Regions from separate parts of the Homo sapiens genome. Here region 2 is linked to region 1. A link is a contact called in ENCODE Hi-C or POLR2A ChIA-PET data. All regions are on one chromosome and are shown on one strand. Each heading gives the region's core, a stretch centred on a gene start or an enhancer-like site at or near the end of the contact. The rest is flanking DNA. Distances are from core to core; before and after follow the strand shown.

Evidence for each region. Hi-C counts contacts between places; a loop is a spot of excess contacts on that map. ChIA-PET counts read pairs that join two places held with the same protein, here RNA polymerase II (POLR2A). Pooled maps may share reads with other maps.
Region 2: a loop to region 1 is called in a map of OCI-LY7, with 5 times the contacts of the local background. The contact joins two enhancer-like sites. A Hi-C loop is called at or near these places in 1 of 168 maps with a recorded cell type or tissue (OCI-LY7) and 7 of 50 pooled maps. POLR2A ChIA-PET finds 5 or more read pairs at or near these places in 3 of 52 experiments (OCI-LY7, T-cell and activated CD4-positive, alpha-beta T cell).

Annotation. Positions count from the first base shown.
Region 1 is chr7:50,204,351-50,209,542 of GRCh38, forward strand. No RefSeq gene overlaps it. Among named protein-coding and RNA genes, the nearest start is that of IKZF1, 98 kb to the right of the region's middle. RefSeq lists enhancers at 1,253-1,432, 2,213-3,142 and a silencer at 2,449-2,498. Within about 2 kb of position 2,346, at least 6 of the 41 ENCODE cell types and tissues checked have a DNase peak (open chromatin) inside an H3K27ac peak, as active enhancers do.
Region 2 is chr7:50,118,825-50,124,016 of GRCh38, forward strand. All of the region lies in intron 2 of SPMIP7 (sperm microtubule inner protein 7), which reads left to right. Among named protein-coding and RNA genes, the nearest start is that of SPMIP7, 26 kb to the left of the region's middle. Within about 2 kb of position 2,612, at least 2 of the 41 ENCODE cell types and tissues checked have a DNase peak (open chromatin) inside an H3K27ac peak, as active enhancers do.

The sequences.
Region 1 (5,192 bases), core at 1,096-3,595:
TTCAAGGGTCCCTCCTTCTGTTTCTCACAGGAAGACTAGGAAATACTCGTGCTAACAGATTCCATTGGCTGCCTTAACTGTCCCAAAATCCCAGAATCAGCCCCAATCCTTGCCTTGTTATAATTCAGGTACAGAGAAAACATAAAGACGTTCACAGTTGTAGAGTGATAAAAGCAAATGCTCTTCCATTGGGCCCACAAGTTTTGAGCACCCACTGTGTGCCAGCACCAGCACTCACAATGAAGCAATTCTATGCTGGGATTTTTTGACATCTTAAAATGCCACTTGGTAGTGGTTTGCTAAGAGGGACAAGAGGGAGGATCATGAGTTGAAAGCTGCTGTGGAAGACAGTATAGTTTTCTGGTAAAGACGCATCCAAACTCAGAAGAAGCACAGACAATCTACGACTTCCTGTTGGCTGCTCTTCCAGACAGTCTGACTAGCCTGCCGACATAGCCCTGGTTTTTGAGGGGAACTTAAGCCCTGCATTTAAGGGCCTAGATCATCGCTGCAAGTATCAAAGAACAAAGAGCATAGTCATTAATTTCTAGAATGATGGCTGTAATGAGGAGATGCCGACCTGAAGTCCCAGGAAGGAGGAATTAGCAGCCCACATTTTGTCTTTCCATTGACTGTTGTAGGGTTACAAGGAGAGATAAAGCAATGAGAGTGGCACTGGTTGGCTGTGCTTGCCTTTTAAATATATATATATATTTAACAAGCCTTCATTTTGTCCTAAGAGAAATCAAATGCTGCATTTAGGGGCCTGCAGCAGAGCACAGAATGGGTCGCTGGCCCACTCCTAGCCTGAGCTGCTCCTGACCTTGGAGTTGAAGCTTACCTCGCTGCGGGAGGTCTGATAAGGCGATCTCTGCTCTCCTCGGAGATGCATAAGTGCAGACAGCCAGAGAGTGCCGTGGGTTTCCACCAAGGCCAGGCTATTCGTCATGGGCTCTCCTTGTGGACTGTGCAGGTCTGGGTGGGGGTGGGATTTTAGGAGGGAAATAATGGTGAGGAAATCCTCTCCCTCTCACACTAAAAGTATTTTTTCTTCCCCTGTGAGTTGGGAAAAAAATGGGAATTTTACCAAAATAAATAAATAATAATGATTGCAGAATTACTGTGCTGGAGCTTTTAAGAGCCCAATCTGCAAATGGGGTAAACGGCCACCAGATGGCAGTACTGACCAGGTCCTTGAATCAACCAATGCGGAGCCCACAGACAGAATCCCGCATCACGCTCTCAGGGAGGAAACTGAGGCCAGATCCCATGAAATCATTCGCCAGATGTTAAAAAAAAAAAAATCAGCTGATTCTATTCAGCGTGGCTCTGCTTTCTACAGGGGTCAAGTCTATCACATTGCTATCTTAAAGGACTTCACAGTTGTAGTGATGGAAGCAAATTCTCTTCTTCCATCAGCCCACATGTTTTGAGCACCCACTGTGTGCTGGCACCCAGCCAGGCACAAGGATTTGCAGGGAATGAAATCAGCTCCTGCCCTCCTGGAGCTCGCGGAGCACTTGTTTGTCTGTCTGTCTGTCTTTCTTTCTTTCTTTCTTTCTTTCTTTCTTTCTCTCTCTCCCTTCCTTCCTTCTTTCTCATTCTTCCTTTCTTTCTTTCTTTTCTTTCTTTCTTTCTTTCTTTCTTTCTTTCTTTCTTTCTTTCTTTCTTTCTTTCTTTTTCTTTCTTTCTGTCTTTCACTTCAACTTTTATTTTAGATTCAGGGGGTACCCGTGCAGGTTTGTTGCGTGCATATATTGCTTGATGCTGAGGTTTGGGGTACAATTGATCCCATCAGCTGGGTAGTGAGCATTGTGCCCAATAGGTAGTTTTTCAGTCTTTCCCCCTCCCTCCCTCCCTCCCTCTCTAGTAGTCCCCCATGTCTGTTACTGCCATCTTTATGTTCATGTGTGCCCAATGTTTAGCTCCCTCTTACAAGTGAAAACATGCGGTATTTGGTTTTCTGCTCCTGTGTTAATTCACTTAGGATAATGGCCTCCTGCTGTATCCATGTTGCTGCAAAGGACATGATATCATTTTTACAGCTGTGTAGTATTCCACGGTGTATAGGTATCATGTTTTCCTTACCTAGTCCACTGTTGATGGGCTCCAGGTTTGTTTTGCTATTGTGAATAAGCACTTGTTTATTACGATGTACCTAGGCAGTGCCAGCACCAAAGTCTTACCCAGTTGACGGGAGTTCAAAAGGAGACAGCATCGGCTGTGGATGGGGGAGGGCAAGCCAGGAAGAGGGGCAGGTAAGTTCAAAGAGAAGGTGACATTTTAGTATGTTTTGAAGCCCTGTGTGACTCACACTTGCCTGCCAGGGAGGAAGATGAGGTTATTCCAGGCAGAGGAGCAGCCTGGCCAACAAGACCCTGCATAGCTGGCCACGGAAGTCGGCTGAGGTTGCAGTGTGTAGAGTGTGTGCAAAGTGGGGGGTGGGGGTGAAGCTAAAAAGGAACACGGGGCAGCTTGTGAAGGGTGCTGGACCCGTGATGAGTCGCTTCCCTAAACACGGAGCGACTCATCACATTGCACAGGCGTTGACTGGGCTCGGGGAGAATGGGGGATCGAGAGAAGGAAGCACCAGGCATCCCTCCTGGGACTGATGAGCTGGGCCAGATAAATCTGGGATGGAATTGACCTTAGGCTACCCACCCCCAGCCCCCACCAGGCCGATGGGGTCCTTGGGGAGTCCCACAGCACCCTCTATCGCCGCACCTCTCCCCTCACAGCAGTATCACCGGTGAGCTCCTCTGTCCCCTGGATTAGGAGAGGAACCCCCCGGAACGCAACGCTGCTGGAAATGGGCTCCTGCTTTTGTTTCTCTGTCCCATCAGGATCTGCCTAAGCTCCCTCGTGGAGTGGGTACCCTATAAGCCACTGTGTGGTGTGGACGCACGAGGGGCATGAAGCAGGGGCAGTGAGTGAGTGTCCCTGAGTTTTCTAAGACAAAGCAGCAGCGGCAGATGATGGGACCTCCATGGGGAAGGCCGCGATGCCGAGGAAGGAGGGAGAGGTGAGCTCTCTGGCACCAGGACCCAAGGCCTTCTAGTCCACGTTAGGCCGCAGCCCCCACTGCACGTTAGCCTGCCCCTGGGCAGAAACACCCTGGGGTGCACAGTGTATGGGGAGCTCATGCTCCTGGGAGGGTGGCAGGGGAAGAGGAAGGCGCTGGAGCAGGCAGAGATGGAAGCAAGGAGATGTAACGAGCAAAGTTTTCCATCAAGGAGCTTAAAAAGGAGGGGTTAGGAAAAGCGGGTATGAGGTTGTTCACCTCAAACTCATTCATTCTGGGCTGACCCTGTGGCCACTCCACGGCTGGCATCGCTGCAGCACTGGGGCTGAAACTGGGGAGGCTCCAACCAACTCCCCTCAGGGAACGTTGCTTCCAATGAGAGAAAGTTGACCAGAAATAGCAGCAAAGACAAAATCTGAATGTGGATATTTTCTTTCCCACTGGTGCTGGCAAGAGACTTACTCCAGCTGAGTGGCATGGGCCAGCGGGTGTGGCCAGGGAAGGCCTCTTTGAGGAAGTGACATTTGAGCAAGACGTGGGGGAAAGGAGTGGCCCTTCCAGGCCGAGGGAAGGGCAGGGAGGAGATGGAGAGGCGGCCTTGGGTGGGGTGTGGGAAACTCAGTTGGGAAGGACGTCGGTTCTGACTCCCAGAATTAGGGTAGGCCGGGAGGTTTGTGAGTGGGACCTGTCGCGCTGGGGGATGCTGTGAAGCTGACGCGCTCTGTGGAAGAGAGATGCAGGGCACGAAGGGGGAGCAGGGACCGGGGTGGAGGGCCACAGTCAGTCCAGGACAAGAGGCTGGCCACCAGAAGGTGGGTGAGGGAGGCCATGAGGGTTTAAAGTATTGTCCCTCAGAACTAACTGCTGGGTTAGGCATGCTGGGGTCAGGGAGGGAGGATAAAAAATGGGTTCTGGGGTGAAACACCACGGGAAGGCCCAATGTGTGAAATCCCAGCACTGCACAGGAGGCTGGAGGGACAACATCATCAAGACTTTTCTGGCAAAAGATGGACTTCAGCTGAGGGCACACACACACTTTGGTACAGAATAGTACCTCTCAACTAACCGAGACCCTGTCTCCAAAAAAAAAAAAAAAAAAAAGGTGCCTCCTCCTTCTTGGTTCATGCAGTCAGCCCCCACAGCCCAGGCTGTCCTAATTTGCCCTCCCTCCCACCACAGGCTGTCCTTTCCGTGGCACTGGGGCTCTTGGTCTGAGTCATCTGATACAAGAAGCCCTTTGCTTTTCCATGTTGTCGTCTGCCATTCTTCACCTTGTCCCTATTGTGCCCTTCCTTCCTTCCTTCCTTTCTTTTTCTTTCTTTCTTTTTCTTTCTTTCTTTCTTTTTCTTTCTTTCCTTCTTTCTTTCTCTTCCTTTCTTTTCTTTCATTCTCTTTCTTTCTTTCTCTCCTTCCTTCCTTCCTTTCTTTTCTTTCTTTCTTTCTTCCTGTCTTTCTTTCTTTCTTTCTCTCTCTCTCTCTCTCTCTCTCTCTCTTTTTCTTTCTTTCTTTCGTAGAGGCAGGGTTTCACCATGTTGGTCAGGCTGGTCTCAAACTCATGACCTCAGGTGATCCACCCGCTTCTGCCTCCCAAAGTGCTGGGATTACAGGTATGAGTCGCCGTACCCAGCAAGCTTTTCTTTCTTTGTGCACTTAGCACTAATTAAAGTCAGGCCATCGCCATCTTTATTAACTGAGAAGGGCACCCCTGTGTCCTGAGTCCTGTCCAACAACAGTGGATAGAACAAGTCCACAGCCGAAACAGGTAGACCATCTTTTTTGATCGAAATAGTTTTCTTTTCTCTCTTCAAGGAGAAAAACACAGCATGAAAGAAAGCATTTCTGTATTCTGTTCAGAGATTCCAGGCTTCAGCCACAGCTGTGCAGCCATCACTGAGATGCCCTCTGCAATAAGGAACTTTCATGACCTGACTTATTCCACATTTCTCTCAAGAAAGTGTCCTCTAAAAGTATTGGTATCTATTTTTCAGGAACAAAATATTTTCAAACATTTTAACAGAATCTTAGAAAGGCTTCAAGACAAAAACGTAAGGTGGCTTCAAATACGTAACGCCAGGTCTTTATTTTGGTCATGACACCTCGTTTGAAAAAAAGTAATTTATAGGTATATATTATCCCTAATTTGATCATTATAACATAATAAATAATAGAA
Region 2 (5,192 bases), core at 1,362-3,861, 85 kb before region 1:
GTAATATTACCTCGGCTTTAATGGTAATCAAATCCACCCCCAGTGGAAAACATCGATTGACTCCTTATGGAATAGTTCCTGGAAGGCATATGCCCTTAATAATAGAACCTCGTGTATCTTCCATTATCCTAAACTCTGATATGACTAAATACTGCAGGCTTTAATGCATTATGTCATAGTGTATTTTCACCAGGTGAAGGAGATCTTCCATGACCCACAGACTGAGAACAACCAGACCTTTCAAAACCCAGAACCTGGAGATTGGATCTTCTGAAAATGACATCAGAGACCTCATTGAACCCATGGTCCTCTCCCTATTGGAAGAGACCATACCAAGTTCTACTTGCCACCCACGCTGCAGTAAAATATCAAAGGCTTAAACCTTGGGTTCACATGTTAAAGCTCAAAAGGGCCCCTCCAAGCTCCTGGAAATGTATACCTGTTTGAGAATTGAAGGTAAACCTGACCAGGAAAACTTTTCCCCAGAAGCAGATGCCATCCTAGACATTAACAGCTATCCTAACGCCATAGATCAAGACTTTTCTGACATCATGAAAACTGAAAACCTTATCCTTTTTCCTCTTTTTCCTATTTCTGCCATCCTAATCGTTCCCTTTCTTTACAGGAAAAGCCATGGACTGTAATTTGTGGATGGCTTTAGCAAAGGCTTATGCTCCAGTAAGAAACCAAAACAATTGTTAAATTTGTAGCTAATGCCCCCAAATCAGGAAACGATTCCACTAATGCCACTGCCTGTCTGTGTTACCAGTGACAGTCATGCTAAAACCTCAAAGGAGGAGTAGAAATTGATATTCTAGACATGACTGCTACTTGCTTTCCTATGCTTATTGAAAACAATACTCTGACCTTTCCAGTTAATAACAGAATGGCTACTAAATATAAAAAACCTATCAAAGTGATGCCTACAAAAGGTATGTTGTGCTTCCGAGCATTGAATACTCAAGATTTGGGGATCACTTATGAGGGTACAAGTAATTGCTTGTATGATGTCGCTGGACTAAATCCAGTAAGGTCTCGTTCCACTGAATACTGTTATGCATCCTTCCAGCATGCTATAAAGGGACCACACACAGAAAATAAATTACTCGCTGAACCTGGCTCACGCGCTATGTAGGCCTATGGGTGAAAAAGTGTAACTGGCCTCTGCTCACATGCCACCAGGTGGCCCTCTTTTCCAGCTCCTGGGGGCCTGCAGACACATTGGGTCTGAGGAGAATTTGTTTACTGTGTTCTGCTTGCTGGTTCATATCTTGCTAATGGGCCTGGCTCACTCCTGTCTTCCAAATAGCTTTCTCTGAAAGTTTCCATAATACCTTCCATAATCAAAGGCCAAAGTGATCAATAACCAAAATTCATACTAACCTTAAAGTGGAATGAAGATAAGTTAATTTCCACTGAGAAAAGTTTCTAACGAGGTTCCTGGATGCTCACTCTTGTTGGTAGATGGTGCCAGTTGTATGGAACTTGAAGGTAATCCATAAATTGGGAAAAAATCTTGAAATTTGTAGCCAATTATATTTTCCAGGGTTTAAATGGGAAGAAGCCACTCTCCTGAAGGGGGATAAAAAAAGGTCATGTTCAGCAAAAACACTTAATGGAACACTGTACGGTGTTAGATCTCTTCTTGGCTTATGTTGGGGTCTTGCCCATGGTGCTAAACAGAACTGAATGCTGCACTTACCTTCACGCTGGTTTTACTACTACAGAAAGCTTAATTTAAAAGGTAGCCAACACTGCAATTCCTGTAAACACTGCCACCGAATGCACCAGGGACATTTCTCAGGGGAAAGAAACACATGACGTGATTATGGGAGTAGCTAACAGCTGGTTTGCAGGCGTCCTAAATGGTGGATGGCAAGGCTGGCTAGTCTAAGATTTTTCTCATCTCTGTGTTTCATTTAATCATGTACAGATTACTATGATTGATATTACCAGGCTAACTACAAAAATAGATATCTCTTTAAATCAGACCATTTTACAGCACACTATGGTTCTTAATTGCCACTCCACCCCAAACACAGACTATGACCACTAAGACTTAAATACTGATGAATTGTCTTTATTGCCTGAATTTTGAATTGTTTGTTCTGATGAGTTTGGTTCGCAGAGATTCCTGTTGCATAGTGTACTTCACTTTCTTTATATTATCCTCCCAATAGCCATTATAGTGGCCTCCCTCCTGTGTTATATCCCTTAAGAATTATAAATGCTCATACGTAGCCATCCTTTGTACATCAAAAGATCTCATTACAGTTAGAGTAAAAAAACACGAGGAAAGCATAATCATCCAACTAATTTCATATAATGAATTGTGAATTTATATAGAGATCAAACAAGTCCATTATGAAGGTGACAGAAAGGAGTATCAGTGCCAAGGTTTTGGTCAATCTCTTAAAATTGAGTGGCTGAGCAAAAGAGAATAATTGTTAAATTAAATTACATTTGGCCTGAAACTAACCTACGTATGTAATAAACTGTAATCTAAATTATAGGTGAACCAACTGCAACCTAACAACTTGTGAGTAAATTCTTAGAACATGCAGCTGTGTTGCAGCCAATCATAGCAGCCAAGCTTTCAGCCAATCACAGGCTGCAAACCAGCAAAAGATGTTAAACTAAGGCAAACACAGAACTGTAACCATGTAGACTATTTTTGTATGTCACTTCTGTTTTCTGGCTATAAATATTCCCTGCCCACATTTTGTAGTGGAACTCTCTGAACTGCTTTTGTGTTGAGTGCTACCTTTTTCACGAATCTTTTTTTTCTGCCCAGTTAAACACTGTTCAATTTAATTAAAGGTTCTTTTTTTTTTCTTTTCTTTTTTTGAGATGGCGTCTCACTGTGTCACCCAGGCTGGAGTGCAATGGCATGATCTCAGCTCACTGCAACCTCCGCCTCCCAGGTTCAAGCAATTCTCCTGCCTCAGCCTCCTGAGTAGCTAGGATTACAGGCACTTGCCATCATGCCCAGCTAATTTTTGTTTTTTTTCTTGTAGAGATGGAGTTTCACCATGTTGACCAGGCTGGCCTTGAACTCCTGACCTCAGATGATCCTCCGGCCTCGACCTCCCAAAGTGCTGGGATTACAGGCATGAGCCACCACACCTGGCTTTTCTTTTTAATAGTAACATTCACAGGTTCCAGGGATTTGAACATGGATATATTTGGAGGTTAAATATGAATATATTAAAATGATTTAAAAAATTCAAGTAAAGGAAATGAGGGAAATTTATTGCCAACAAGTGTACATTAAAAGAAATCCTGCCTAATAAAATATTACTTTTTTCCTTTTAAGGTTCATATGATTGTTTTAAATAAAAGTATAACATTGTCCTCTGAATGTATGTATGACAACTGTAGAGTAAGAGATGAAAGCATGTGATAAACTAATATAAGAGCCCTCAGAAATAACGCCGCATATCTACAACTATCTGATCTTTGACAAACCTGAGAAAAACAAGCAATGGGGAAAGGATTCCCTATTTAATAAATGGTGCTGGGAAAACTGGCTAGCCATATGTAGAAAGCTGAAACTGGATCCCTTCCTTACACCTTATACAAAAATCAATTCAAGATGGATTAAAGACTTAAACGTTAGACCTAAAACCATAAAAACCCTAGAAGAAAACCTAGGCATTACCATTCAGGACATAGGCATGGGCAAGGACTTCATGTCTAAAACACTAAAAGCAATGGCAACAAAAGCCAAAATTGACAAATGGGATCTAATTAAACTAAAGAGCTTCTGCACAGCAAAAGAAACTACCATCAGAGTGAACAGGCAACCTACAAAATGGGAGAAAATTTTTGCAACCTACTCATCTGACAAAGGGCTAATATCCAGAATCTACAATGAACTCAAACAAATTTACAAGAAAAAAACAAACAGCCCCATCAAAAAGTGGGCAAAGGACATGAACAGACACTTCTCAAAAGAAGACATTTATGCAGCCAAAAAACACATGAAAAAATGCTCATCATCACTGGCCATCAGACAAATGCAAATCAAAACCACAATGAGATACCATTTCACACTAGTTAGAATGGCAATCATTAAAAAGTCAGGAAACAACAGGTGCTGGAGAGGATGTGGAGAAATAGGAACACTTTTACACTGTTGGTGGGACTGTAAACTAGTTCAACCATTGTGGAAGTCAGTGTGGCCATTCCTCAGGGATCTAGAACCAGAAATACCATTTGACCCAGCCATCCCATTACTGGGTATATACCTAAAGGGCTATAAATCATGCTGCTATAAAGACACATGCACACGTATGTTTATTGCGGCACTATTCACAATAGCAAAGACTTGGAACCAACCCAAATGTCCAACAATGATAGACTGGATTAAGAAAATGTGGCACATATACACCATGGAATACTATGCAGCCATAAAAAATGATGAGTTCATGTCCTTTGTAGGGACATGGATGAAATTGGAAATCATCATTCTCAGTAAACTATCGCAAGAACAAAAAACCAAACACCGCATATTCTCACTCATAGGTGGGAATTGAACAATGAGAACACATGGACACAGGAAGGGGTACATCACACTCTGGGGACTGTTGTGGGGTGGGGGAAGGGGGGAGGGATAGCATTAGGAGATATACCTAATGCTAGATGACGAGTTAGTGGTTGCAGCGCACCAGCATGTCACATGTATACATATGTAACTAACATGCACATTGTGCACATGTACCCTAAAACTTAAAGTATAATAATAAATAAATAAATAAATAAATAAATAAATAAAAAGCTTGAAATGTTTGTACACGTTATGTGAAGTGGTATGTTAACTCTAAGTGAACTGTGGAGAGTTAAGCATGCACATTGTTTCTTCTAGAGGAGTCACTAAAACGCAATGTAAAGAAGTATAGTTAAAGAGTCAATTGATGGCTTAAGTTGGAATTCTAAAAAAGCAAAAAGACAAATTTAAATAATTCCCAAAAAGACAGAAAAAAAAGGAACAGAGAAATAGAAACGTAGGGTTTTCCAGAAGCCAGTAATAAAATGTTACACTTAATCCAAATATATCATAATTACATTAATTACATTAATGGTAATATACTAAACATTCCAATTATAAGGCAGACATTGTCAGAATAGATAATAAAGCAAGACACAGCTATATGCTATTTACAAGAGGCATACTTCAGTTATATAAAGAT